Regions from separate parts of the Mus musculus genome. Here regions 1 and 2 are each linked to region 3. Evidence: chromatin loops called from intact Hi-C (ENCODE). Cell type or tissue: heart. All regions are shown on one strand. Links, peaks and the distances in the headings refer to the core of each region. The heading gives the core; the rest is flanking DNA. Region 1 has its middle 260 kb from the start of A330102I10Rik. Region 2 overlaps Cdkal1 (CDK5 regulatory subunit associated protein 1-like 1). Region 3 has its middle 190 kb from the start of A330102I10Rik.

Region 1 (10,048 bases), core at 3,450-8,449, 78 kb after region 3:
CAATGAATGAGTGAATAAATAAATAAATAAATAAATAAATAAATAAATAAGCACAAAGTTCAATGGGTAAGGGATAGGGGTAAAATGATCAAACATAATGTATAAAACTCTCTAAGAACTAATAAAAATAGTTTTTAAAATGAAAAATAAGTAGCCAAGCATGGTGGCACACACCTTCAATCCCAGCACTTGGGAGACAGAGACAGGCAGATCTATGAGTTCATGGCCATCCTTGGTCTACAGAATGAGTTCCAGGACAACCAGAACCCAGAGAAATCTTGTCTCAAAAAAACAAGATAATAATGATGATAATAATAATAATAATCTCACAAGTAGCCCTCAACAGAAATCTGAACAAGTTTACTAATATATCACTCTGTGTGTCACTAACATTGATGTAATAAGTTTGAGTTCCTAGAAAATGAAGCATATGAGCTGGCTCTGCTACACAAACACAAAAGGGTTTAAATTCCTTTACAGAAGGTAGTGATCTGAATTTCAGGTAACAGCAATGCATCTTTGCTGATCTTGTAGACTCCACAAGTATAGCACCACAATGTAAGATGGTATCCTCAGTGGATAGTGGGCAAGTGTGTTAAAGAACCCTGCTGGGTTACAGAACGTGAGAATGCTGAGTGATCGTTGCATTTTTTCCATGAACCTTTATTATTCCAAAATAAAACAAAATTTAAAAACAACAAAAACAAAAACAAAAACAACAACAACAAAACAAAAACTGAAGCAGAGTAGTGTGGTATTCACATGTAATGTCCGTCAGTCAGGAAGCTGAAGCAGGAAAATCGACAAGTCTACAGTCAACCTGGGCTAAAGAGCAAGCGTCTGTCTCAGGGATTCAGGAGCAGCTCAGGGTGAGGATAGCTTGCTATTCTTTCATAAGACTTCAATTCAGACCTCAGCACCTTCAAAGGCTGTTTACAACTGCTTGTTAATTCCAGTTCCGGGGATCCAATACCATCCTCTATTCTCCCCCCCCCCCCCATGCTAAAAAACACGCAGAAAGACATAATTAAAAAGATGTCTCAAATAAAAAAATCACAAAAATTTTACATCTTTTTCTTACTTAGATGTAACAAAACCATTATTTAATTTAAACCAAGAGTTATAACACATAACCTCATGCTGGCCCTCTGGTCTCATAAAAGGGAAGAGGATAGAAACATGGATTAAAATTCTAGAGTAGCTATGAATTGAATATGAATCTATTCATGTATTATGTATATACTGACACATACATAATTCTAAGCCTAGCTTCCTTGCTTAAACATGTAGTGATTTTGTTTCTTAACCTATTCCATTTAACAATAATGAGCTCCAGTTCCGTCCATGTTCCTGCAAATGTCATGATTTCACTTGCTTGTCAATACTGCGTATACCCCATGGTGTATATGTGCCGCATGTCCTTCATCCATGTATCTGTTGATGGACATATGGAATGGTTCCATTTCCTGGTTATTGTAAGTAGTACAGTAATAAAGGCAGATGTGTGGGTATCTCTGTGGTATGCTGACTTTGAGTCCTTGAGAATCCTCCCTTTGACACCAGCTCAGGGAGCTTACTCTGTTGTTGGGTAGGAAGAGTATCAGATAATGTGGAGAAGAATGCTAGAGTAGCTTTGTGCTATGAGTGCCGTGAGTGATGCAAGATATGATGTTAAAGCCAACTCCAGAAGGAATTTCCCTTGTAAAGTGACCAGGCCAGGAAACCAACGTGCAGAGCTTTATAATGTATTAATTACTTAATCTCAGTTGGGGATTTCTACCCCTGCCTTTGATCATTCAGTTCCCAGATAAAAGACACAAAACGTTTATATTTATGATAAGCCTTTAAAGTAGTAGAGCTGGGCAGTTATCTACCCTCTAAGCTATAAGAATCTATTTTCCCATCAATAACCCTGAGGCATAACTTGTCATGTTCCATCTGGGCTGCTCTTAACTCTAACTGGCCAGCCCTGATGGCCATAATTTCATGATTCACCTGTCCCATGGTGTCTTCTCCTCTCTTCACCTTCTCCTTTTCCCCTGTGGTCCTCCTCAGACCCTAAGCCCATGAACTGAAAGCCCTCTCTTCTGCCCAGCTAAAGGCTGTCAGCATCTTTATTCAATCAATAGTTTTAAATTAAGGAGCAAGGTTGCATAACATCATTGGTGTATGTGCAGATTCGTGAGGATTCTCTTGTTCCTGGGGGCAACCAGGCCTTGGGAGCCAGTATTTAGCATAATAATACATAGCAAAAGACCAAACGTCATCTATAGTACTGAGAGCCACTGAGAAAGATGGAGTATATATGATCTCACCATTACATGCTGGACCCTCTACTTGTTCATGCTAGCACACAATCAGGTTGAGGTTCAGTACAAGTGTTATCAGTCTAACTTCCCCTACCCTCCACTTAAACGACTTCTTTTGGAACTCATACTTATCCTCCATTAGAGACTTAGAGATGGGCCCATTCAACCCCTGAGGCCCAGGAGTGGGTTTTAAATTAAACAAGGATCCACTGGTCCAAACAGAGGCCGCTCTTGCTATCAACAGTAATTATACCTTACCAGGTTTTGGGCCACGATCACTGGCTGCTTAAGCCATGGAAGAGTCTAGAAACTAAAGCGCCAGGGTCTTTGTAATTAATTATGGGCAGCACTTCGTCCCACTGGAGGAAGTGTTTAATAAATAATCAAGCGATTGCAGAAACACTGTTTAATCCCAAGCCAGAAGAGAGGCTTGCTTTTTTCTTTGGAAAGAGTCGGAGTCCAAAGAGAGAACATTTGTTTACAAGTTTGAACAGGGAGTTGAGAGGCCCGCCTTTCTTCCTGAGTGAAGATAATGCGGTGATTCATGTGACTATATGACAACAACTTAAAAGTAAGGGGAGACTGGGAGGGGGGAGTGCTTTCTTTTACAAATTTAATTTCCAAATAAGCATTTGTATGCCCCCACCCTTCCGAAGAACACAAGCAATAAACTTCTTTGTACACCAAGGTCATCCACCAGAAAGAGAAAACAAAAGTCACCCTTTAAACATTTTTCTGCCCCTCTTTTCCTCCTCCCCCACCCCACCCTCACTTCCCTGGATTTCACCAAAACCCACAGCAGCTCCTTCACCAGATCAAGATCAAACAACCAAGTTCCAGGCTGAAGATCAACAGAATCGATGGCGAAGAGCGGGCGTGAAGCTGAGTGCTTCACATCGTATTTAAAATGTTAAATCGGGTTCCTATAATTCCCCTGATTTCGCTTTTTTAATTAAAAAATTCAAGCTTTATTCAACATTTGCATATTCATGCCTCTATAATGTGCGCTGATTGCATTAAAGGCAGGGGGAAAAATCATGTAAGTGCAGCCCAAATATAGTTGCTCATCAAGTGCACAGTCTTATGTGTGCATAGATAAATATTTCCAAACAAATTAACATACACCCCAGCGCAGGTGCACTGGCCTCACAGCTCCCTCTAGCTAGTTCAGTCTGACTCTCCTGTCAAGGTCCAGGAGCCAGCACGCCAGTGTGAACGTGTATAATTTGGAGACTTATAGTATTTATGGAGATTTCCTGCCACAAAAATCTCTGGCCAGAGGGACCGGTCATTAACAAGCAACATGAATTGCACGTATGTTGGATATTTATCTGCACTGTTCTTTCAGCACCAAAGGCAGGCTGGAGAGATGACTCAGTCTGTAAAGGGCCCATCACATAAGCCTGGGGGACCCACAACAAAAGCTGAGCATGGCAACACACACATGGAACCCCCTTACGGAGAAGATAGAGACTGGGGAGCACCGGGGCTTCCTAATCAGCCAGCCAGTCCAGTCATTGGGAAGCACCAGGCTCTCTTCAAAACAAACAAACAAACAAACAAACAAACAAACAACAGTGGTGGGATAACAGAGATGGTTCAGCAGTTAAAATTTGCTGCTCTTGCAGGGGACCTGAGTTTGGTTCCTGGCTCACAACTGTCTGTAGCTCCAGCTGCAGGAGATCTGTCATCTCTGGCCTCCAACACACACGAGTGTGCGTGCACAGTCTCTAGAATCAGCAAAGGGCTCTAGTAGTGCCTCTGGGAGGGAGCAGTTCTCATCCCCAAGAGATGATTCCCACTTTCCAGTGAGACAACCACCTTGGGTGGCCATTGGGAGCTATCTCCTATGCTCTTTCTTACAGAGCTAAAATGTCTCCAGCTCTTAGAAACAGGCCATGCTCAGTCTGAAACCGAGGCTGGCACTCTCCAATGTGGCTTTGTAAATAAAGCTTTATTGGGGACACAGACATGCCTGCTTACTCTCCACAGTGGCCTGTGTACTCCCAAGAACAGATTTTAATAGTTTTAAGAGAGACTATCTGACCTGGAAAGGCTAAAATATTTACTATGTAGCTGTTTATAGAAAATATCTGCCAAGCCCAGGCTAAAGCCAGTGGCAGCCAATTTGCCAGGTCCCCTTCAGCTGGGATGATGTGGAGTCGTAGTTAGCAGGTGCAGCACAGGGTGTTGGCAGTCGCTCCTCCTAACAACAGACTATATGTCAGAAACACTTGCTGAAATAGCAATGACGAGCCCCAAGCACGTGAGTGGAATGAAGAGGTAAGTGCATATGAGATTTGAACATTTTTCAGACATTCAAACACTTCAACATAAAAGGAGGACTTGGAAGGGGAGCCTAGACTGTAGATCACAAAGCCCCATCACTCTCAGACTTGCTAGAGGTCATCCCCAAAACCCACATCAGAGATCATCTCAGTAAAACAGAGTTGAGGCTTGGTGGGATCTTTTAGCCGTGATTAGCTCATTAGGAAGGTTGAATGTGTTTCACATGGGAATGAGCTCAAGGGGTGGATTGGTTTTCCTTGAGGCCCTGTGTTACAGATAGAAAGTCTGGCTCTCCTGTGGGAGCCTGCTGCTGTCCTGAGTCTTTCCTGCGTGAATTCTGCACACCTTGCTTCCTTTTCTGCCCTAAGGCCCTCCCTTGAGAAGCTCATCTGCCAGCCTTACGTCCATGGATGACCAAAACAGTAAGTTAACTGAACCAATTTTCTTACAGATTACCCAGGTTTGGGGTTTCTGTTAAAGCAGCAGCAGCAACAACAGGTAGTAAGGAGATTTTTCGGAACGTTTATCCCCAGCGACCCATTACCCTTCCAGGCTCCCGAGAATGCTAAACAGCTTTCTAGCATTCAACCAAAAGACAACCATGTTGAAACTTGCAGCTGGCAGCTTCTTCTAGGTCTTGAGTACTAACCATTTCAGAGCTCTGCCATGGTCTGTTTATTCCTGGTTTCTAAGAACATGAGAAGACAGACTGGATAGGAGGAGGAAACAAGAGATTTCCAAACCAGTGTCAACACCGAGTGATGGAGGGTAAAGACGGAAGGTTGGAAGATGGGGTCAGTTGGTGGAACGTTTGCCTAGTACGCAGAGGCTGGAGTTTGAGCTCCAACATGCATAAGCCTGGTAGAGTGGTACTTGTCTGTAGAGAGGCTCAGGCTGCAGGATCAGGAGTTCAAAGTCCTTCTCTGCTGTATAGTGAGCTTAAGGTAAGCCTAAAGACACAAAGATACACAATAATAGTAAGCAAGCAAAGATGCAATTCTCCACAGCCTTTTTAAGACTGATAGCTGAGCCGGGCATGGTGGTGCACACCTTTAATCCCAGCACTCAGGAGGCAGAGGCAGGCGGATTTCTGAGTTCGAGGCCAGCCTGGTCTACAAAGTGAGATCTAGGACAGCCAGAGCTATACAAAGAAACCCTGTCTCTAAAAACCAACCAACCAACCAAACAAACAAACAAACAAAAGACTGGTAGCTGAGCTGAGTGGACTTCTTTGATCCAGTACTCAAAAAACAGAGGCAGGCAGATCTTTTTGAGTTTGAGGACATACAGGGATATGTAGAAAGATCCTCTCTCTCTGTCTGTCTGTCTGTCTGTCTGTCTCTCTCAAAGAGAAAAAAAAGAGGAAAAAAAAAGAATAAACATAGAAGCCCAACTATGTGTGAGAGTTCATGGACCAATTTTCTTCTTTGTAGTGGTGATTGGTTAGTTCTTCTGTTAAGAGGACTATAGTGCTGGCGTTTGAATAAGAAGTAAAGCCAAACCTACAGGAAATCAAACTGTGAATAAAAAGGAATTAAAATAAAAATTGACAGCATAGTTCACAGAAGCAGAGCTGTGGCTCAGCTGTCTGGAAGTCACTGCTATCATATGCTTTGGACAGGAGACATGAAAAATTGCCTAGCTTGGTCGTGGCGGAGGGCTCCTGAGAAGCACATTTGTCTGCACTTTGTCGGGCCTGTGACACTGGGAAGGCAAGGGGCTGGGGAGAATGTTGACAGACTGATAAGTTTCTTTGGAAACAGCCTGTGAGGGCTGCCAGGAATGCAAGGCTTCATGTTCTGGTCCCGCAGTTCTATCTCCTGTGCCACACAAGCACAGCGATGTGATTTTAAAATAGCTCTTTGAAAAAAAGATGCTGCGCTTGAAATCAGGAACTCAGCCCTTACCCTGCCTCTGTAACTAACAGTAGGACAAAGAACACTTAACGTCTCCAGGTCCGTGTGTTTAACAGGGTGGTAGGTTGGGCTGTAGAGAGATGGGATGGTGTGTGACTCGGTATCTTGATAGGCTTAGGGCTGGGACAGTGAAACCCCTTAGCCAGTGCTGCCCCTAAGCATCTTAGGTTATCACTTTCCATCTTTCTGAAGTTTGAACTCCAAGTGCTCCCCTTTAATGAGCTCTCAAAGACTATGCGCATCACCGTGAATGTGGGCTTACTTAGAAAAATGATGTTCACACATGCAACTAAAGATCTTCCAGACACAGTAACTATGGACCCCAGATCCAATAACCGATGTCCTTGATAGTCACATGATGACAGGAGGGACTCTTTTGTAGGCAGCATGGGAGGTGTTGTGGTTTCAGTGTGACATGTGCCCCCATGGGCTCTTATGTTTGAACACTTGTTCCCTCCCCAGCTGAGTTAGCTGTTCTTTAAGGTCTTGAAACCTTAGGTGGTGGAGCTTCAGTGGAAAAGGAGGGTCACTGGGGGCAGGCCTTGACCCTACTTCCTAACTTAAAACATTATGAGACTTCTGCCTGAGTTTTATTTTTGTAACTTGATCACAGGTTCTCAGGTGGGAACTTTGTAGAAAGAGAACGGATGTCATGTTGCAATGTCAAAAGCTTGAAAATGTCTATACGGCTATCATTCTACTCTAGACACTTATGACAGTGGAATCAGCCACAGTGTGTCTGTGACTGGGTTGTCTTAGGGGTTCACTGCTGTGAGCAGACACCATGACCAAGGCAAGTCTTACAAAGAACAACATTTAATTGGGGCTGACTGGTTTAGAGGTTCAGTCAAGTATAATCAAGGTGGGAACATGGCAGCATCCAGGCAGGCATGGTATAGGAGGAGCTGAGAGTTCTACATCTTCATCTGAAGGCTGCTAGCAGAATACTCATTTCCAGGCACCTAGGACTAGGGTATTAAAGCCCACCCCCACAGTGACACATCTACTCCAACAAGGCCACACCTCCTAATAGTGCCACTCCCTGGCCCACGCATATACAAACCATCACACTGGTGTACTGATCACATGATCTGTGAGGTTCACCTTGCTGTGCTTGTTGGAATTTCTTTATCACCCTTTCTTTGCTTCCTCCATCTCCACTAAACCTTAAGGATAGAATACCACATGTTCATCCATTTGTCCATAGGTTACCTGGACCATTTCTACCTCTGATTCTGGGCTTTTGTTTTGTTTTGTTGTTTTTTGCTTTTTTGTATGTTTGGTTTTGGTTTTTTCCAGACAGGGTTTCACTGTGTAGCCCTGGATGTCCTGGAACTAACTAACTCACTCACTCTCACTCTCTCTCTCTCTCTCTCTCTCTCTCTCTGTAGACCAAGCTGACCTAGAACTCTGAGAGCTCCAGCTGCCTCTGCCTCCTGAATGCTGCAATTATAGGCATGCACCACCAGTGCCCAGCTACACACCTACCTCTTAGCTGTCATGAATAAAGCTGCTGTAAATATGGATGTGCGTGTGAGGTGAATATTTTACTCTTCCCTCCATGGAGTTCTTATGCTTATCTCATTCCTAACTAAAATATACAGCTTTATTAGTTATTGATAACCTCAAAGACATTCCCAGGGTCAAATGAATTGACTCTGTTCGTGAGTTTCCCTGGTGCCCTCTTCCTGTAAAGCCCCTTTGAAGAAACCCCCTTTGCCCATTGATATTTTCCACAGCTGCTTTCCTGCTTGGTCCTTAAGAATAAATAGCGTCTCTGCCTCTTTGCCAAAAGGTGCTGGTATTCATGCACCAGAAACAAGCTGATTTCTGTCTTCTAGTTTCGATATTTATAATCCAAAGTAGGCGCTAGCGTTTTAAGACATCGTCTCCATAACTTCTGACATCTAGATTATTCCTGTGGATTCTGAATGGCATTCTATGAAGAAAGCTGTGTTCTTCACCTTGTCATCCTAACGTGTGCCTCTGCTGCTTCCCTTAGGCCTGAAGAAGAGGCTTCCGAGCCCTCATCCTTCCCCTGATGTGTTCAGTAGGACTCCTGTGCACGAGCTTGCCTGCCAGTTGATTTCTAAAAATACTCCATGTCTGTTTAAAGCTAAAGCCCATTGGTTTTGTCAGACAAATGGGTTCAGGACAAGGAGCATTTCAGACCAGTTATACTACATCAAAGAACAGGAAGGGTACATGTGTGTGTACAAGGACCTGCCCTTTGACTCTGTCACTATGTCTAAACCTTCCTAGGTGTCATTCAAAAAAGGAAAAGAGCCTACTATGATGGCACATACCTGTAACCCTAGCAGGCTGGAGACAGAGACATGCACTTGAGGCTAATATTTACTGCCTCAAAACCCACCAAATGTATATATGTGTGAAAGCAAAAAGTGAAGGCTTACTTATTCATGTCATTCAAGAATACCCACTCCCTGCCCGTCATTCTGTCAACTACCTCTGCTTCACCACATGATCATTCTACGCTTCAGTTTCCTAGTTTCAGTAAAGAGTCAACAGCAAAAATTGTGCTATGATTACTATCTGGCATCTGAAGATGCTTAAAGGAATACCTGCACACATTCAGCTTTCTGTAATCGAAGCAGTTGTCTCAGCAGATCATCAACAGGAAAGACTGCATTTTCTCTGTAAATGTACCATGAACCCCCAATACACATACACACACACACACACACACACTCTACACCACACACTCCTACTTCCATACCATTCCTCATCCCCCACCAACACACATACCACACATCACACACACACTGCGCACACACCACTACCCTCAGCCCATACTCCCCAATACCTCCTGAACCATATGTACATAAACACCCATGCACACACCACACACACATACATACACACGTGCATGCGTGCAAATGCATTAGGAGTGGTGGCCTGCAGAGAAGTAGGAGCAAGGCTGAACCACTGAGGACTTAAAAGGATCTAGAGGACCCCAAAGTATGTATAGCTTAAGCATGGCATCGTTTTTACATTCTTAATTGAGCATTTGATGGTGCCAATGTGTGAAAGAAACAGCAGCTAAAGAGGAGGCTGTTTATGATGCGACACAGGGTGAAGAGATCGGATGGAATTTCTTCACTGGCTTGTACCTTATGGCTGGTCCCAAATCAGTGAGCCAAATGGGATCCCGGTGAAATGGGTGTCCATGCTCCCATAGGCTTCTTGTTTCCTTCCCTGATCATTTATTTTCACTCCTTTATGCTTCCTTCCTTCCAGACCCTCCCACTGATCCGCAAGGGATACCCAGAGCCTGGCCTGCCCTTATCTTTTACATAAACAGCCTTTTGACTTTTATGGATCATAAAGCTGCTTGCAGCTATCCAATTTAGCACAACCTACTTCCATTAACAGTATCATTTAACACTTCCTTCACACTACAGGGATCTAAAAGGTTTAGTAGCCCAAAGAGAACCCAAAGCAAACCAAAAGAGTCAGCACGGGGAGGAGGCTTTCTTGTAAATCAGAGCTTTATGTTCCCAAGTAGGAAACCTG
Region 2 (10,048 bases), core at 1,905-6,904, 400 kb after region 3:
CTAAGCCCAGGCATAGATAAGCATCTTGTGGATATTCTTTGAATCTCTAGTTCTTCATCTGTCAAGTGTGCACAAAGATTACCTGAAATAGCAGTTTTTAAAGTTAAATGGTACAGAAGCTGTTAAAGTGGCTGATGCATAACATGCAGGGTAAATTATTTACCTAACTTCTAAACCATATCAAAGTAGTTTGGAATTCAAGAGGTGAACTCTACTTATGATCAGAGAAGACCAACTCTTCCTTATATGACAAGAGTGCCTTTCCCCTTCTTAGGGAGCACGGCTTTGAGGGTGTGCAGAGGTTCTGAGCCACAGAAATAGCAGCAGCATCTGAGTACAGTTCTAAGCCTGTGCAAAAGCATCTCCAAAAATGTCCCATGCAGGCCATGATGGTGAGCTCTAAAGGTCAACGCACTTCAGTAGAGAGTTACGAACAATGGTGCTGTCTGGAGGCACAAGAGCAGAATGGATTCTGTACAGGTGAGCAATGAGAGACTGCCACAGATAAAAGCCTTGAGGGAACCAGGGAGAAGGTCACTAGACAAGCAGATAAGCAAGACATTTGGTCCTGTTGCTTTATTGTCTAAGCCAGAGTCCCTACACCATTCCACTAACAAAATTCATGATATGAGATACATAAAAATACCTTATAGTCTAGTTGAGGTGAGAAAACATGGCACCCATAAGTATAGTGCAACACAGAAAAAGTAAATGCACCGCCCTTTTCAGGGGAGGGGATACCACCAGCAAGGCAATCAGAACCAATCCCACAACTGTTAGAGCAGTTTGAGCTTAGTGTGAATGGAGGACACAAGGTCAGCAAAGAGTCCCATCTTTGTAGGGAAAGTCTAGATAGAGGACCTTGACAGAACAGCACAAAGTGGGGCAATCAAGGCCAAGGTTGGAAATGGAGAGCATGTAGGTAACTTCCCAGCCTGAGGGGCTAGGTTACAGCCACACAAAGCTAACTACAGATGCAGCGGACTGTGTAAGGAACAAGTCAAAACAAGACAAGCGATAGATTCAGATTCTAGAAGAAAAAAGACTCAATCAAGAGTGATTTCAATGCACAGGCTCAATGCTCAAGTCATGACTCATGAGTGGACAGGGAACACTAAGAAATGAACACATGTCATAAACAGGTGCTCGGGGATCATACTATGATACAGCTGAAGAAGCAGGATCAGGGCCAGTCTGGGTATGGCACAGTGAGTTCTTGACACAGGGGTCAGCCCCAGGGAAGCCAGTTCAAGCTGGTCTGCATACTGGCTAGATAGATCCAGTTCAGTCAGTTGACCCTGAGGCCACCTGAGGATTGTGGGACAAGGGGAGTAAGAGAGTAAAGGGAAGGGAGGATTCCAGATACACCTTCAAGGCAGCAGGCTACAAGTTCCCCAGGTCTTTGTCAAGGTTTTAGATTGCAGGGCTGTGGACAAGACTGTTTGGTCAGGGTAAGAATCACTACCCTATTTAAACACTGGGAATAACTTTAGACAAATTTTACAAATTGCTTAAGAACCTATTTTTGTTCTCCATTTAACAACATAGCCTGCAGTAAAGCTTAACTAGCTGCACTGGTCTTGGGATCACATGGCTGCTCAGGCCATAGGTACACCTGATACTATGGCACCCACAGCAGCCACACCCTCATGTTCTGAACACAGCTGTAGGAGGCTAAATTTGTGCTTCATCACTTTATCTCCCAGTACCTTGCACATGTCCTATGTTCAGTAAATGTGTTCCCTGACCTGAGTGCATTGAACTTACTAAACTCACAGAGCTAACATACCATTCTAGTTTGCTTTCTGTTGCTCAGATAAAACACTGACCCAAGTAGCTTGGAGAGGAAAGAGTTTATTTGGTTTTGGCTTTGGCTTCCAATTTCAGGTCATAATCCATCATTACCAAAGTCAGGGCAGGAGTTTAAGCCAGAACTGAAGGAGAAATCATGAGGAATGCTGCATCCTGGCTTGCTCCCAGGCTCAGATTCTACTAGTTTTCCTATAGAGCCTAGGGGATGCCACCACCAACAATGGGCTTGACATCATTCACATGAGCTCAGTCCTCTTACATAAATTCGCTATAAGAAAAAGACCCCACAAACATATCCATGGGCCAATTGATGGTAGCAATCCCTCAACTGAGGTTCTATCTTCTCAGGTGTGTCAAGCTGACTACTGAAATTAGCTATCACACGGGTCCCAGTGAAACTTTTAGAATGGGAACAAATACTGCTTATGAGACCACAGTAACATGGGCATTTCAGATATTACCATGTATGAATTCTGACACTAGAAAATAACTTCCAGTCAGATTTTGTGCTTTCATTAAATCTAGGCCAACAAAGAAACAGCAAAAGCAAACTAAAGGCAGGAATACTACAATTCAGGCACATTTCCACAAACATGAGACCAGACATGTCCAGGGTGATGTGCACAATACTAAACCCTCATATCCAGTGTTTGAAGCATCAGATATCATATATCACTGTGAAGTTCTGCTCCATCCCCTAGAGCAGCACAATGACAGAGGTGTGTCACTCACAGGCCACACCCACTCTTTTCCTGTAATGCACTTTCAGCCTCCAGGGACAGTTCCAGCTGATGGAACAACTTCAAAGGGAAAATGTTATTACTGACATTCTACACAGATGAGGAAACTGAAGCTCAGAAAATGGAAGGGATTTTACAAGAGCATGAATCCAGGAAGCAACATAATTCAAATTCAAAGCAGACCTACCTGACTGTAAAATGTACAGACTTAGCCGGGTATATGTGGCACACACCTGTAATGCCAGCACCCAGAATGTCAAGGCAGGAAGACTGCTTCGCATTGGCCTTAGCTCCCCAGTGAGACGCACAAATGGACTTTTCTTCTTTTTAGAGACCTATTTCCTACATGCTAAAAATAAAAACTAGAAAATGAAACAATATCACTAAGCTTAATTAGAAGCATGAGATCTCTCACCAATCTATAAACATTTCCATTTTTTGCTAGACCATTTTTTTATATAAGAGATTGTTTCTATTACAGGCCTTCAAGACAGCTCAATGGATATGGGGGAATACTGCCTGACCTTACAGCCCAAGTTCCATTTCTAGGACCATATCATGGGAGAAAGACAAGATGCCCTCTGACCTCCACATGAGTGTGCCTGTGCCAGCACACACCCCACATCCTCCCCCAAAGCCCCCAACACCTCACACCCTCACAAGCATACACACCCTACCCTGTCCCTACCCACCATATATGTCCACAACCCTCAAACCCCACAAATCACATAGAATCCACACACTCACAAACCCCATACACACCCACGTACACCACACACGTTAAATAAATATGTATATATTACAAAAACAAAAGTCTGGGCTGGACAACTCAGCAGTTAGGTGCTAAGTGCAGTTGCAGAAGACTGAGGTTCCATTCCCACAACCATGACTGCAGTTTCAGGGGATCCAATGACTTCTTGTGACCTTGGAGGACAACAGGCACACATGCCGTACATGGGCACACACATAAAACATTTTTTTTTAGTCTAAGAAACGACTGCTACAGCTTTCTGTTTGCTTTTCCCTTCCAGGGCAACTCTACCCTCAGGTAGCAGTGGCCCCCAGAGCCATCTGCCTGCCATGTTGGTAGTAAGAAACAGAGACTTGGCCTCCTCATTTGTCTGACAACATCTGTACAAAAAGTAGACACATATTTCCTGTCCCAAGTGGAAAGATCTGCTACTCATAATGGCAGAGACTTTTCCAATCGCCAGTCTAGCTCTGCCAGTTTTAAACCCCAGGTTCTTAAATTTAGCAGCAGCCCACCGGTGTGTTCTGATCCCGAGTCGGCCCCAAGCCGCAGCAGCAGCTGGTAAAACGGAATGCTAATTCATTACAGATGGTAGAACACAGCCTACATTTAATTTATTTACATTTTCAGAAATTTTGGATCTGCAGTGAAGATGTCAGATTATTTTAACAAGTAAGTTTAGCCTTTTTTCAATTTGGTCAATGCTCAATAAAAAAATTAATGTTTATATGTTAAAAATTCTTTCAACAAGCCCAATTAGGCCTCTATTCCCACAGTTTGTATTTTATAAGCTATTTAGCTGGTGAGCCTTTTCTGAATGTCTTATTACAAGCAAAGTTGGAACAAAATTAGGCCTAAACGTTTGCAACAGAACCCTTTCTCACAAGGCATGTTGCTGCCTTTGTGTTCTCTAGCCCTGCCATTCCGGGGAGACTAAGAGTTTAATAAATTGTAAGATTATTAAATATCTCTAGAGACCCCTCCCCTTTTTCATCACTTAAGGCAATGGCGACCAAAATACCAAATCACTTGCTTAATTTTGAATAGCCAAGTACACAGAGAAAGAGTGGCCAACACTCAAAGGCTGATGCGGCGCTGCTGCCCTCTCCTGGACTCGGTGATCCTAACCCCTCCCCACTGCCTAGGAACAGTGAAACTGAGATGTGGAAGTCAAACACTAGGTCAGGTTCAAAGTTTTCCTGAAATTTTTGAACTTAATTTTATTAAATCAAATGTGTGTGTCGCTCTCTCTCTCTCTCTCTCACACACACACACGAGAGAGAGAGAGAGAGAGAGAGAGAGAGAGAGAGAGAGAGAGAGAGAGAGAGAGTATTAAGAGGTCAGAAAGGTTCTCCATGAATCTCCCACTTACTGAGAGAGCTAGGGAGCATTGATTTTCAAAGTCTTAGACTGTCATCCCAATTTCTCAGGGTATATTTTACACGAACCACCACCCACCCCACCCCCATCTCTGCCGCCACTTCAGCTCTTTTCCCTGTCATACCAAGATAGGTCATGTTCCTGGACCCTAGCTTGGCTAAGCTTATCAGAGTGTTCCATCACCTCTGAAATCATTCTCCCATCAACTAAGAGGTTGCTCTCCAATAATTCAAATCTTGCTTTCTACTTCCTTGTTCTGTTTCATCAAGAAACAAAGCAGCTCACTCTAGAACAAAATTAAAATGAAAATACCTTTCCTCTATATAATTTTGTTTCCTAGTATGTCATTCCAAATCTTTAACTACTTGGGGACACCCAAAGCTAGTTTATAGGGGCTTTAGTTATGTACCTGGAAACTCCCTCTAGCCTCAGTAATTAACCTCTACTCCAAGCCCAGCACCCTTCAATCCAGTCTAGATACAATTATACATAACACTAAAGCATGACCTTTCATCCAAGTCCGCCAACCCCAGACCCCTTCAACACAGAATCTGGACCTGCCAATACTATTCCTCATCACTTACAGAAACTGGGCTTCTTTGCTTTCCCTGCCTCCCTTTAGCAACCTCCACCCCTACAATCCTCCTACCACATGGATTCCTCACCATGGCCTCCCAGACACCAACAAAGGCCTGGCCATGAACATAGCTTCAGATTCAAAGAATATAGAAAAATAAATGAAGTGAAGACAGTGTTGAAAAATCACAACACTATACAAAGGAATGCCTTAAAGACATCCACAGAAGCAACTAGGATGCTGGCCCTGGTGGATGTCGGGGGTCAAAAGAACCCTTGTGCCATGATCTACTAACTCTGCAGTCACTGGGAGAAAGGATAATTAAGATCCTGGGCTCTGGTCTACCACTGCTTGGCTGTGTGTATTTGAGGTTATTGAACCTGTTTTTGATTCAGCTTCTCATTTGCAAAGCATGTAAATTACAGTACATATCTGATAGGGTGCCTATGAGATGGCCATTATGAATGTTACCAAACAGAACAGTGCTTGGCGTTATAATAGAGTAACTCTCAGATAGACAGACAGAAAGACAGACAGATTACTTAGTTTTCTTATTTTTCTTTAAAGCTAGGGACCTGTGATTTAAAGAACAAACAAAAAATCAATTTCTTAAATATGTAACAGGCATCCAAGGTTTTTTGGGTTTTTTTATGTATTCTACAGTTTGAGGACAAGTTTTGTAATTGTTCTGTAAACGTAAGCCATGGGCTTCGAGTAGCCACATCAAATGATCTGTTCTTCAACCTCTCTAGCACTCTGCTATACTGTCTGCGTTCCAGGGCCTTACCATTAAGCTTCAGGTGATGGTTCTGAGGGAACATCCATAAATTCCTAGAGCAGAAAGACTCAACTTGTTCTAGTCTATTCCGGTGACTATAACAAAAAACCACAGGCTGCGTACCTTATAAATAAGCATGGTCTGCTGCTCTCAAGAGCAAGGCATTGGATGACTCAGTGTCTGATGAGAGCCTGTTGCTCACAGGTGGAGACATCTAAGTATGCTTACAAGGCACAAGGGACAGGAAGAGAGCCAGGCTTCTCAGGCCAGTTTTCTAAAGGCAAGAATCCCATTCACCACGACTGTCCCCAAGGGCCTTTTGAAACTGTTTTTAATTCTGCACTAGCCTCACAGCCAAGAGTAATTTTTTGGTATGGTCTGAAGATCCTTGCTAAGTGTTATTTTTACTTAACTCTGGAAACAACTTCGGTAATCAAAACTATAATACTGAATTTATCTTCAAAGGAGATAATCAAGAAAGCACACATTTGGAAAAGCAAGCATTTTCAAGATAATAAGAGATCTTGTTCTAAAATACATATCTTAAAATATTTTAAATATAAACACTCTAGAATATATTTTGAGACACATGTTACAGTTTTGTGGCTATTTGTGTTTACAAACAAGATGTCTAGAACTACACAAATGTACTCTCTTATTATAAGGATAAGCCAGTCTTTTTACTAGCCCTGCATCTCAAGCAAAGGACAGGGAGCTGAGGCTGTATATAGTTCAATGGGACAGGGCTCGCCCACCACGTCCAGGACCCTTGATTTCCAGTATTGTAAAAATCAAAAAACAAGCTTTTAGCCCAGATATCTATGTAAGCTAAAACCAAAGAATCTGTGAACTCTGGCCTAGGGATCCCTTAAGCATTCTTAGTTCACAGTGAAGGGACAACTATGTGGTTAGTAAACAATTCAATGTAATAGTATGGTGATACATGAAAGGGAATTTGTATCAATTTCCTGAAAATTAGATAAAATAAAGCATTAAGCTTGAGACCTGTGACAATCTTCTTTGTAAATCTACATGTATCTGGAATCACCATGGACATACATTGGGTGAGTCTGTGAGGGTGTGTGTGTGTGCACATGTGTGTAAGGGCATGCTCTTAGAGTGTATTTTAGGACCTAGAGTGATTTATCGGAGCTGTGATGACCCACGGCCTGGGGTCTCAGGCTGATTGAAAGAAGAAAGCTCACAGAGCATCATCAGCCTTCCTCACTCCCTGTCTTGCAGTAGACACCATGTGACCAGCTCTTCAAGGCCTTGCTCTTGTGCAGCCATGCCTTCCTAGCCTGCCAGAAGAGGCTGTTTGCACTGTATGCTGCCCATTCCAACTGTGAGGCAGAATAAATTCTTCTGTAAGTTGCTTCTGTCAGGATGTTTTCCACAGCAACAACAAAGAAAGGAACATTTAGAACCTAGACTCAATGTCTGGAGTGTCAGCAAATGAGCTCCTAGCAAGCCATAACAAGAAAGATTTATTATTAATTTCTGAACTACAGTAAATCTCCTAAAGGGGACTAGCAGCTGCAATGTAATAACTGACACCTTAAATGGCCTACAAATGCCCAAGAGTTGAAGGCTTGATCCTCAGCTCGTGGTGGTTATTGTGAGGGGTGGGGAACCTTGGGAGGTGGGGCCTCAAGGGGAAAGTTAGTTAGGGGCATGATCGCAGGATATTGGGACCTCAGCCCCATATCCTTCCAGACACCAAAAGTCTAGGCAGCTTTCTCTGCTACTCAAGTGGTCGCATCAACTGACTGACTGGCAACAACTAAGTCGAGCATCATTGAAGGAAACCTGGGAAGTAATGAGTACAATAACTTTTTCCTCTTACATATTTTGTCACATGATTCAGAAATGTCTAACGCGGGTAGCAATGAAGGATGACTCCCAACTAGGAGTCTCAGGCAAGGGCCAGGACAACCTAAGCCTGCTAGTCTGATCTTGCTTACCAAGAGAGCAAGCACTCTCAAGCAGTTTGATTACCAGGACCTATATTCTTGACGCTGCTAACTCGGTTTACAGATCAGTTTTCTGCCATTGTGATAACTGTGTCTTCTTCACTAAGAAAAGTAGAAGTGTACACCTTCCCTGTGTACCAACAAGAAATCATGCATGTATACAACTGAGAAAAAAACCTGCCCTTGGATTGGAAAAAGCATCCAGTCTGTTTTCTGTTACCACTTATTGAAATTCTACAGTTCAGAACATAGGCAACAAGCTTTTATATGTATTCAAAGTACCTGTAATATTTTTCCTATAAGAGATTAAATATTCTCTCATATCATGCTGCCCTCTTTCCAGATTATCTGAAGTATTATATACTGCTTTAAATATATGGATATATTAGAACCAGATATATTTTGTTATTTAATGTAGAAGAAGCTATGTTATGAAGATATTCTTTGTATTGATAATAATATTTTCCTTTAATCCTATGAATTTTATACCACAGGTTTAAAAATAATCACCAAGAGAAGAGAGCCCAGATAGTCACGCAATTGGCTAATTCCTTTCAGTCACCTGAAATTTCGAGTCTACAACCTGTGGGTACATGGGCATCTTTAAAAAGGAGAAATGATGGTGGCTTTCATCTACTGTTCCTGTGTAGTGATGTCTTTGAAGGTAAGATAAGCGTTTATGTGCCACAGAACTGGTTGGTAAGCATGAGGCACAGCACTCACCTGCTCCATAGGAACACCACAGCATCCAGAATTGCGACTCCAAGGTTCAGATGAGAAGACTGCTGCTTGTTGAATAGGTACTTGCTTAGAACCATATGTGCAAGCAGACCTCACAGCCTGCTTGACTAGCAATGGGATCTTGCAAATGCTTGCTGATGAATAGAAATATTCTCCTGGGATATTTCTACTGGGATCTCAACACAAATGAACAAACTTCAGGAGATAGAGAAAGAGCTGCTGGTGTGGTTTTTGTCCACCACCACATTATTTACTCCTACTGCAACAATGAGGATCTCAAGCACTTCCCAGGCCTACATGAATAAAGAGAAACAAAAGAGCAGACCAACGTGAATTTACCTCCTAGTAGGCATATTCAAAACAAACGTGGGAAATTCAGTTGGGCATTTTAAATGTGTCTGGACAAGAGGTGGGAGTCCAGTGGGAAAAGAGACAGCAGCTATGACACCAACAGAAAAGCTCTCCCATCCTCAGCACCACATCGCTGGGCATTCATATAGGCCACTTTCCATTTTCAGAGCATTCAGAGTATCACACGACAAAATCCAGGAGGGTTACTTCTGTGGGTAAAGTCACTAAGCCGATGGTATTAAGATACAGTCACGGCTCTAGAGTCCAACCTAGAGTATCCTGAGATACCGCACGTCGTCATGCTGTATGTAGCCTAGAAAACTCAGTGATGAGGAAAGTCTTTACTAACACTGTTTGTGTTCTACAGGGCAGATGCAGTGCCTTCCAATCACAACCAAAGCAGCCAGATGGGAGCTCTCTGCGGGCCTTCCCTGTGCTGCCCTAACACTAGTTAAGTCCTTCAGCAAGCTCTAAACATACTTCCTCACGCCACAGACCTCGGGCACTCTGTCTCTTTTAGTATTTCAGCCATTCTTTAGTATGCAGCCCAGTGGCATTCGTGGCACACTTCCTTCACTGGTCTCTCATTCTGAAACATGCCAGAAAGAGAATCTTGGTGATGCATAAAGCAAAAGCCGCATCAGCTTCTATAAATACAATACAGTTTTTAAATAAGCAAAGAAAATACATTTTAGTAGCTATTAACTCTTTTACATGTATATCATACTTTAATTTGTAAGTTGTTTCAAAGGCCAAAGATCATTTGGCTGATTTAAATAAGCAGCTGCTCTGCTTTGTTAAAATAACTATTGCAATGGTAAGCAGTTTAGACTGACTAGTCACGTGACTGCCACTAAGGATGGCGAGCATCACTCCCAAACAAAATCAGAGTGATGATTTATTTTAATAAATTGCAGACAGCCGCGATCATGAATGACATCACCT
Region 3 (10,048 bases), core at 1,766-6,765:
CCCGCCCCCCATCTCCCCGCGGTCATGGCTGGCCTCTACTTCTCTATTCTCTCCCTCTCTCTGCCTTTCTTTCTACCTTTACTACTCTCTTAACTACCCTCGTCATGCCCTGAATAAACTCTAGTTGGTCTCTCAGGGGCAAGGGATGCCTCGGCACGGACCCGCTGAGGGACCTCCTTCCCCAATACCTTCCTCCACACACCTCAGAACCTATGTTAATATTTCTTTATTTTTTTTTATGATCACAATACCTCTTCTCACAGGGGAGTGTGTGTGTGTGTGGGGGGGGGGGGGGAGGAACAGAAGTCTCTCTTCTCAGCTCTCCTTTTCTTCTGACGCTACTGGGGCAGAGCCCAGGGTAGCTGATCTCCTCACAACAGTATTGTAACTGTTGCACAATGGCCAAATATGAGTTTAGAAGTCCCCTGAGACGGGAATCCTGTCACCATAGGTTTTTCTTTCTTTCTCTTGTTTGTTTGGAAATAGGCCTGCCTAGCTTTAACCTTAAAATCTTCCTGCCTCAGCCTCCTGAATGCTGGGATTACAGATTCGAGTTAGTATACTAGATCTATTCTGGACCTATTTGTCTGATATCATGTACTTGTTCATTTTTGCAGCACTGGGAACCAAACCCAAAGCCTTATGCCTCCTGGACAGGCATGCTACTGAGATGTGAGCTAGTTCTTCTGTAGACTGTATGGGATGTGCTGGGGGAGTGGGGGAGAGGCAAGGATGGGGCGCGGGGCCCCATACTAACAACTGTAAATTGCCTGTATACATTGCAGTGAGACGGAGGCTGAGTTAAAGAGAAGGTTTGGGGTTAAAATGGCAGAGTCTGAAGCAGTGTGGAGTATGGCGAGGAGGGTATTCGGTAACCTAGCTAGCTAGACAGATAAGAAAAAAGGAAGGGCTCTGGGCCAGTGACAGCAATCCAGCTGGCTCCTCTGAAAGCCCTTGAGGAATGTATGCAAGGCACCCTTGTCCTGCTTTTAATGCAGCTAATTGTGACAGAAGGCACCATAAGTAAGGATGGCTTCTAACCAGATCTGAGAGGCTGCCTCACAGACAGGGGTCTAAATATGAGCTAACCAAGAAAAGACTGCAGCCACATCTTGGAAACAAAGACAGCCTAATATAACCAACAGCATTCGGGACATCTACAAGGTCAGAGGCAGTGCTGCCGGCCAAGGGCCAAGAGACTGACAACTAGCAGACAGTCAAGGTCAAAGCAGGAAACGGAGACGGACAGAGGGAGATTTGATTACCTCTAACTGTGTGGGCAGCACATGACGTGAACAGTGTGTGAGCAGCTCTCTGGTTGGACCAGAGGGATAGCATAGAGTCAGCCCTCCATTGGGCTGGCTCATAATGGCCCAAAGAATCAGCCAGTCACAGAGATAACTTCCAGTTTCTGCTTCACGCTTCTAAATTCCCCAGACTATGAAGCTCTGAAGTTTTTACCTCTTTTGGAACTCACTCCTCAAGAATTTCTCTCTTTCTTAATTCCTTTTTTAAAAAATCATCACTAAAACACACTATTTGGCCTAACTTAAACATGTCAAAAAATTCTCATAAATGAAACAGCAAAAAAAAAAAAAAAAAAAAGGAAAATTCTGTGTCTTAACTTCTTAAATGTACACACGCTTTATACCTAATGCTGTTTCTACAAAACCAGTATTTCTAGTTTTTTTTTTTTTTAAAGTAAACTGTATTCCTAACTTCCTGTCCCATTTTCTGTATTTCTGCTACCAGAGTCCTTGGAGATCTCCTGAACAATGGCCTGGGGGATCATTCCTAGGGTGACACCTCCTTTCACTCTGCAGAATCCCTTTTCTCTCTCTCTTTTAAAACAACCATGGATGCCTAATCCAGCCTCCTGTCTTTACACACAAGCAAACAGAGAGAGCAAAGCTTTGGCTGGTATCCCCAGAGGCAGACCTGGGCCTGGAATCCGAGCAGAGATTCTTTCTACCATAGTGTGACCTGTAACTATAGTTTCACCTGTCTTCAAACTTGCTGCGTAGCTGAGGAGGACCTTGAACTTTTGATGGCCTCCTCTGCCTCCCGAGTCCTGAGATGATAGGTGTGTACCCCCACACTTAGTCTACGTAGTGTTGGCTTTGATATGTGCAGAAGACTACAGGTGCCCACCGAGGCCAGAGCTACCCTAGAGCTAGAGTTACAGGCCGCCCTGAGCCACCTGAAATAAGGGCTGGGAATTAAACTCAGGTCTTCTGCTAGAGCAAGATGGTAGTTGGAGTGAGAAATGTCCTTCATAGGCTCAATTATTTGAATACTTAGTCCTCCAGAATACTTAACTGTTTGGGACGTTATAGGACCTTTAGAATGTGAAGGTTTGCTGGAGGAAGTATGTCACCAAGTATCAAGCTCTGCAAATGTATAACTTCAGCATCCTTCCTGTCTACTCTCTCAGCTTCTTTCTCCAGTCACTGCCCCACTTCTCCTGCCATTATGGACTCTTATCTCTCTAGAACCATAAGCCAAAATAAAGTCTGCCTTCCATAAGTTGCTTTAGTCAAGGTCTTTGACCATAGTGAACATAGCCTGAAAGCAGTGTGAGTTCTTAATGATGCCGACATCTCTCCAGCCCTGTGACTGAGTTTGTAAAAGCTATTTAGTAGTACGCACTGTTGTCAAGTTTTATCCTGAATATTTATTCTCCTAAAGCCAGCAGGCTATCAGACTCATTAGTGCCTGCAGTGTTTACACCAAAGCCTCTGTGTGTTGGTGGCCAATGAAAACAGCAATTACCATAAAGTTAATAAGGACTATCAATGGCTACTGTGATGACAGGCCATGGTCTGCAAGGGATGAGTGGGGGATGATTTGATTTGTGGTCAATTATTTACCCAGATTGAGACATAAAGCTTTTGTTAAGCGAGGAAAGATTAGATCAGGTTGAGAAGCAACTGGGAGCAGTCTTTCGTCTCGGGGCTCAAACCCAAACTGTACATGTTGACCTGTAGCCACATCCTATGCTCTATGGCTCGACCTTCCTGTAGACTCTAGGCTGCCCACTGCTTTTAGTGGCTACAGGGGAAGACTCTACCCATCACAGTTGCACCACTTCTTCTCTGAGAAGAATTAGAACTGTGGATAGGAGGGAGATTTCAAACCCAAGGTGAAAGCAGGAGAAAACAATGGGGTCTAGTGACTGCAACTTCCTATTCAGGGCACCAACATGAGTTTTAGGTTTAAGCATCGGAAGGATGGGCAGGGCTCAAGAAAGATTGGGTTATTAAATAGTTCTGATTGCAGTGTGATGTTCTTTATCATTATCTTAGCTCCAGTTCTTCAAGATGATGTAATATATTATTAATCTTTTAATCATAGGCATAGCCCAAGGTGTAGGGCCAATCTATTCCCCACAAGATCTAGACTGGGGTAGACATTTCCACCATAGAAGATTATTCTCATTTGGGTAGGGGCAGAGGGTGAACTGGGGGTGAACGGTCCTGCTGAGTCATCATTGCTCAGAGGTAGCTTTAGTCCCTTGTCCAAAAAAAAAATGTGGATGGATGGGTCTGTCTTGTCCTTGAAATTTATGGTGACTCAGGAGGAAAGGGTAAAGATGGTTACTCATGTCTCTGCCTTCATCCTTGACAGGACACAGGACACCTGAGGAAGATGGAGTCAAAGTAAAGGAGACAGACTCTACATAAAGGTGGAAATATCAGGCTTTCATCCTTGTTTTAATTACCTTGGTGTCCCAAGTGAGGAGTCTGTATTCTCCAGCAAGGGTAGCTTCCAAGTGTCTGCTTCCCTGCTGCAGCAGATATGGGAGCAAAGACAATAGGCAAGGGTTTCTGCTTTGTGAATACAAACTCTCACTTCTTTCCTTTCCCAGTCCTTTCACTGTGAGCTGTGAGAGACTGGCTGTACAGACCAGTATGAAAAGAATGCTAGTCGATAAGCCTTGTCTCATTATGTTTTCCTCTACACATAAGAGCTGGCTAGCACCTGGGCTGTCTTGGGCCAAGTATCAATGCCTACAGAGTGTTCTAGGAACTGACTCTTTTTTTTTTTTTTTGTACCCTCTTTTATAACTTGCCTTCAACAGCTCATCAGGGGACTTTCCCCTTCGTGTTCGGCAGTTAGCATTGAGTCTCCTTGGCAGGCCCCCAGTAACTGCAGAATCTCACACCTGCCAGTGCTGGAAAGTTCTGGAAACAGAGACTCTGTGCCAGACATTCCTTTGGAGCAATTCACTTCATCCTGTGCCTCATCCTGGCCATTAGATGAGCCAACAATTTCTTGAACTTGGTGAGACTTTCTGCAGCTCTAGTGTGTAGTGGGGATGTTTGAGAATGGATGTGAATGCTGACCCCAAAGGCTTCTTGCCAGCGCTGTTGCTGGCTCTCTCAGCAGCCTCATGTTAGCACGTCATCTGCAGCATCCTAAAGCACCCCTCCCGTCCTCCCCATTTGTCATTTATGACAACACTGAAAAGTTGAGTGTAAAGGACAAGAAACATGCTCAGGTATTTACATCATGCCAGACTTCACACAAGGCATTTTGCTCTCTTTATACCCCCATGCTCCTTACCTCGTGATCATCGAGGCAAATGAAGGAAAAGTTCCCATCACACAGATGAAAAACTGCAAGGCCAGAGAGCAGAATGTTCCAGAACTGAAATTTAACTCCTTTTCTTGCCAACATATATAATATATTTGAATAATATTTCACATTGACAACAATAAGTGGTCATTGTGTCCACGACCCATTAATTACCTATGCTGTGTGTATGTGGCATGGTGTATGTGTGCATGTGCGCGTGTGCATATGCATGTTCACACGTGTGTATGTGCATATGGAGGCCAGAAATAGATGTCAAGTATTTTTCTTCATCACTCTCCATGCTGTTTGCTGAGGCAGGCTCTCTGACTGCACTCAGAGCTTCTGATTTGGCTAGACTAGCTGGCCAATCTACCCTAGGGATCCCGACTCTGCCTCTCAGACGCTGCGATGAAAAGCAGACCACCAGGCCCACACCAGCTTTTATATGGGTCAACTCGTGGGACTTGAATCTTCATATGTACACTGAGGATGTTTCATCCACTGAGCTGCCCCCACCTTCCTATTATTTATGCTTTGGAAGGCCCCTTTGGGGCAGGTCATGGATACTGCACATTAAAAGCAAAGAAGGGCTCCCTCCTTAGAACTTCTTAAACACAAACACCCTCCACCTTCCCTGGAGTATTTGATATGTTCTATTAAAACTATGTTCTATTATGATTTGTGCTGGAGACATGTGCCAGTAGCTAAGAGAACTGGCAGTTCTTTCAGAGGTCTTGGGTTTGATTCCTAGCATCCACATGAGGTCTCATGACTCCACCACGGATTGTATGTGGAGGTCAAAGGACAACTTGCAGGAATCTGTTCTTTTCTTCCACCACGTGGGCCCCAGGGATTGAGATCAGGCCATCAGACTTGGCATCAAGCCCCTTTCCATGACGAGCCACCCCCCTGGCCTTGCTTCTACCGTTTACCGCCATGAGTGAAGCTTTACAACAAACAGCCTTGAAGGTATGTCTTTAAAATATTGTTTCTATATGGAGTGAACCCCCTGAAGTGCTGAGTAAAAGTGTATCTCCCATTGTTTTAACATGGATTGATTCCTTCCTCCTAAAGGGCTGTATCCATGGTTCCCTTTAAGGCATCAGTGTGGACACCACCCACTAGAAAGTAGAGAAGGGTTTCTTCTATAAGGCTCTTACACTGCCTATTTACTTGTTCTTGGGTTCTAAGTGGCATTTTATCCTCACCACCATCTGCATTTTCATTACTACCGCAGCAACTGAGCATCTTTTGAACGTGTGTCTTGAAGGTTTAAATTGGCTTTACACTGAACTCCTTGTCTTAGTTTCATTATTTCTCTCCATTAACTCTGCCAGGGCGAGTGCCCAGAGGAACTGTTACTGCAGGTTTTCTTCTGCCTAAAACTGTGACTGACAAATACAAAAACTCAATAAAATATAGTTTAACAGGGTTGGGAAGACAGGTCAGTGGCTCAAGTGCTTGTCATGTAAGCATGAGGATGTCAAAGTTGGCTGGGTATGGCTGCCCACACATCGGCACCATGCTTAGGCATAGACAGAGAAGCCCAGGAATGATGTGGTTGACTAGAAGAACTGGCCAGCTCTGCTTCCCTGTGAGAGCCCTTGCCTCTGTAAATAAAATGGGAAGTGATTGCAGAGGGCATCTGATGCCAACCTCTGGCCTCCACACACACGTGCACACATGTGCACCTACACCTGTAGACAGATGTATTCATAACACGCGCACAATGGTTAAAAAAACACAAATTTTCTTCAAAAGTGGTTTGTGAATGAACAGATCTCCTTCAACCCCTGGAAATTCTCCTCTGAGGAACTATAGTAATGTCTTACCAGTGGCTGTATGCATAGAATTATCCAAAGGATGAATTGTTACAGCATTGTTGATGAGTATAAAAATGCTGAAGACCTCATCAATGAATGATGCTGTGCAACAGAGATGAAGATACCATGTCCAGGAAGAAATTAAGAACGACCACTCTAACAGCTAACTATCATTTAGGAGATGCTGTTGAGCAAGGTGTTAAATGTGTCCATAAATTCTCTTGTATAATCCTTCAACATACATGATACCCGAAAAGGTCATTAAATGCTACACAACAGTTCTTGTTACTCAAGGAAATGCTCTCACAAGCGTGGGTCATTGGAACAATGTCAGATGTCACTAGTAGCTTGTTTGCATCAATTAAAAACTATACATTATTTTTTCTTAGTTTATACTATTTACCGCAAATAAGTGCAACACACATATATTTGTGTGTATGTGTATAAGTATGTATGTGCATATATATACATATTCATATATATACATATATACATATGTGAAGAATGTAAGAAAAGCTCGCCTTTAATGTTGCATAGTATCTATGGTTTCTCTTTGTTTCTAACAAACATGCTATACAAGTACCAAGAGCACCATAATGCATAGATTCACATATTCTTGTCCCTAACTGAATCTGAGCACTAGAGAGACTTGGACTGCTAGGGACAATGTTCCACATCTGCAAAGTAGAACACCGATGTCGTTTGCAGGTTTTGTGCTTTAAATTTCTAGTACAGATCTAATGACTCAGACATTAAAGTTTGTATGAACTTAAAAAAAAAAAACCCTTTCCTTTAGTTTTATCACTTTGTATACTTTTGAAATAAAAATCAAAAAAGCATTTCTATAAAAAGCATGAATATATATTATTTGTGTAAACATATATTTAAGTAAATACACATTTTTTGAGAACTCTGAATACATGCGTGCCTATACACACACCCAGTCCTACAATAAAACTGCTAAATACCTCCATGGACTAGTTCACTGGCCACCCCATTTTTTCCTAGCTAATGTATGTCCTGAGGCTTGTTTCTCTATGAATGAGGTATATTTGTCTCCCTGGTCTTTTCAGGTTGGCCTAAAGGGCCATTAATCATTCTGTCTGGAGCCCAAAGAGAACCCTCCAGAAACAGAAGGTGCAGTGAGCACGTCAGGCCTGGGCAGCGATGATGAAGGTGCCCGTCCACCTGGGCAGAACCAGAAGCTGGCAGGCTGGTGATGGAGAGGGTCATTTGCTACTTCGCTGCCTTGCACTGCACTTGAGGCCCCCACATGCCCACCCACACCCCCAGAGCAGTTCTCTCCCTAATGACAGAGGAAAGAATATCAGGTTTTTCTCTCAGTGGAAGAACTGGACAGTATAAAAAAAAAAAACCTTCAAGAGGAAGGACCACCCCATAGTATTCACCCCTTCCAATACCCAACAAACATATACAATACTGAACTTTTAGAAGGTAAAACCACACTCCTCTGGTCTTCCTGTGTTCCACTATGATCCCCTTTTGTGTAGATGTCAATCCTTTCCACAAAAACTACTCCAGCAAACCTCCATACACCCAGTCTTGAAGAAGTGAGAGCTCAATTCATAGGTAGGCATTAAAGATTCCGTTTAAAAAATGGGATCTCAATTTATAGTTCATGCAGAACTGGGTTTTGTGGTGATCCTCCTGCCACGGCTTCCTAAGTATTGGTGTTTCAGGCATGAACCTCTATGCCAAGCTCAGTGTAAGCTCTCTGTTTGGCATTGGTGGACATCAGGAAGAGCCAGGGACAGTCCAAAGAAGCAGAAGTGTTGCCTGAAGACCCAGCATGAACGCCTCAAGGGCAGTTTCCAGCGGGTGAAGGCCAAGGTAGGCATGGAACTGGCCATACCTGTTGTCCTCCTTAAACCTTGTTTGGAGTGGCCTACCATGACTTCTGCTGGGTGTCTTTTGGTCAGTTCAATGCAATCTCCATTGTGGACTAAGGCTATAGATCAACTAAAAGCCACCTGGACATAGGCATTCATCCATTTCCCTATTATTATTCACAAAAAAATTCCCGTTCTAGAGAGCACTTAGGTTGGAGAAGTGGGTCTGTCAGACACTTAGCTATCGATCCCTAATATAGGTGTTATCCCTGGGGGAGTCTAAGTTGTCAACCAAAGACAGTACCCTCAGGAGTCTCTGAGGGCTATCGCCTTCTTCCATCCCCTTAGTGATAGCTAGTTCCTCTTCCTATGGTTGCTTATTTACCTGCCTAAGCTGATATGAGGGCAAAAAGATTTATTCCTCGCTCACCAGTGTTGAAACAGTACAAGAGAAAGACATACATGATTATTTGATGTAAGTTTTCAATGATATGGGAGTTTGAGAAATAAAGACTCAAGGGAGCAAGGAAATCTTTGCATTTATGCTTAGTTCTGGGGCAGAGTGAGTGGTCACAGAGAAATATACAGTCAAAGTAGGTATGGTCCAGCCGTAAGAAGCCAGAAGAACTTAGCAAGGCATGGTTGATTGAACCCTGTATCCCTTCAGAGGTAGGGCATCCTGTCCTCTGTATATAGGGAAGTCACCTCTTAATCCGAGTCTCTTGATCTGCTTCAGACAAAGATCAGATCATTCATCCATGGCCTGCCGCATGGGAGCAAATGTCTGAAAAATTCCTCCTACTGCTGCTCTTTCACAGAGGCCAGGATGCTGTATTTGGGGGCTATACTCCCTAAAATGCAATTGGCTGACCCCCATGCCAGTCCTAACTATGATGGCTGAGTATTGATGAAGCTTAAGGCCCCATCCCTGTCGCAAAGGAGCCTAGGCAGCAGCAGTAGCACAAGTAACAAGTGGAGACGGGTACTGAAGTGGCCAGTTTGCCCTGGAAGCCTTCATAGGCCCAGAGTGGGGCATTTTTGAAGACTTCAGTTATCCCTTCTGGAGGCACAGAGGCGCACAGCTGGGGCTGGCACCTGAAAGTCCCTGGAAACAGGGACTTCATTTTCAGCAAGCTTGGGAGCCAGTGGTGTTCCCAAAGGGGTCTTGGGCCAGGAGCTTTGACTCTTGGGGACCAGCTGATTCTACTACAAATAAAGCTTTTTCTTTGTCTGATTGTCTGGGAGCCTGTTGATAAACAGGCACCAACAGTGAGTCCAGTCCTGTTGGCTAAGGTGAGGCCTGTGTGCTCCTCCCAGCCTTCCGCTCATTAGCAATAAAACACTGGGGAAGTTCTCCCCTGTTCTCTGCTCCTTCTTGCTTTCCTGTAAATGATGACACACCTAACCACGGGGAGGCAACGTGTGTTGATTTGCTTCTCACTGTGATCTGAGTTTCATACCGGACAGTGCAAAATGGGGTGAGAAATTTGATATTGTTCAAGATACGCCCACTGGTACAACAGTGGAGTGAACATTATAGGAGTAACCAACCACTCTCTGTCTGGATTTAAGATCTGTTCCTCACGCATGCCTGAGCTTGGGTAGATCAGTGGCCCTAGGAGAGAGCCTACTGCTACTATCCTGTTAAGTAGCTACAGCATTAGACCTTCCCAGGACTAGTGCCCCCAGGTTAGTGCCTGTCCCAGTCCTCCTCAAGGAAGCTTCTTTTTGCAGTAGATGTTGATTAAGACAGATACCCACAACTAGTCAATGAATAGAGAATGAGAGATGATGACG

What was found. Peaks named below come from ENCODE experiments on the same cell type or tissue, not always from the same donor. Only the 100,000 strongest peaks of a DNase experiment are listed, where the experiment ranks them.
Region 1: a loop joins it to region 3, with 2.6 times the contacts of the local background. A loop is called at or near these places in 3 of 42 quality-filtered maps.
Region 2: it touches region 3 in a loop (2.0-fold over the local background); 4 of 42 quality-filtered maps call a loop at or near these places.

What each region holds. Positions count from the first base shown.
Region 1 is chr13:29,275,411-29,285,458 of GRCm38, forward strand. It overlaps a transcript of Cdkal1 not described here. Among named protein-coding and RNA genes, the nearest start is that of A330102I10Rik, 260 kb to the left of the region's middle. In heart, for the core only: no CTCF peak of the experiment used is centred there; a DNase peak (open chromatin) is centred at 6,391; H3K27ac peaks cover 2,882 bases.
Region 2 is chr13:29,600,041-29,610,088 of GRCm38, forward strand. All of the region lies in intron 9 of Cdkal1 (CDK5 regulatory subunit associated protein 1-like 1), which reads right to left. Among named protein-coding and RNA genes, the nearest start is that of Cdkal1, 250 kb to the right of the region's middle. In heart, for the core only: a CTCF peak has its summit at 4,410 (motif pointing left); no DNase peak of the experiment used is centred there; H3K27ac peaks cover 1,151 bases.
Region 3 is chr13:29,198,629-29,208,676 of GRCm38, forward strand. It overlaps a transcript of Cdkal1 not described here. Among named protein-coding and RNA genes, the nearest start is that of A330102I10Rik, 190 kb to the left of the region's middle. In heart, for the core only: no CTCF peak of the experiment used is centred there; DNase peaks (open chromatin) are centred at 4,193 and 5,433; H3K27ac peaks cover 386 bases.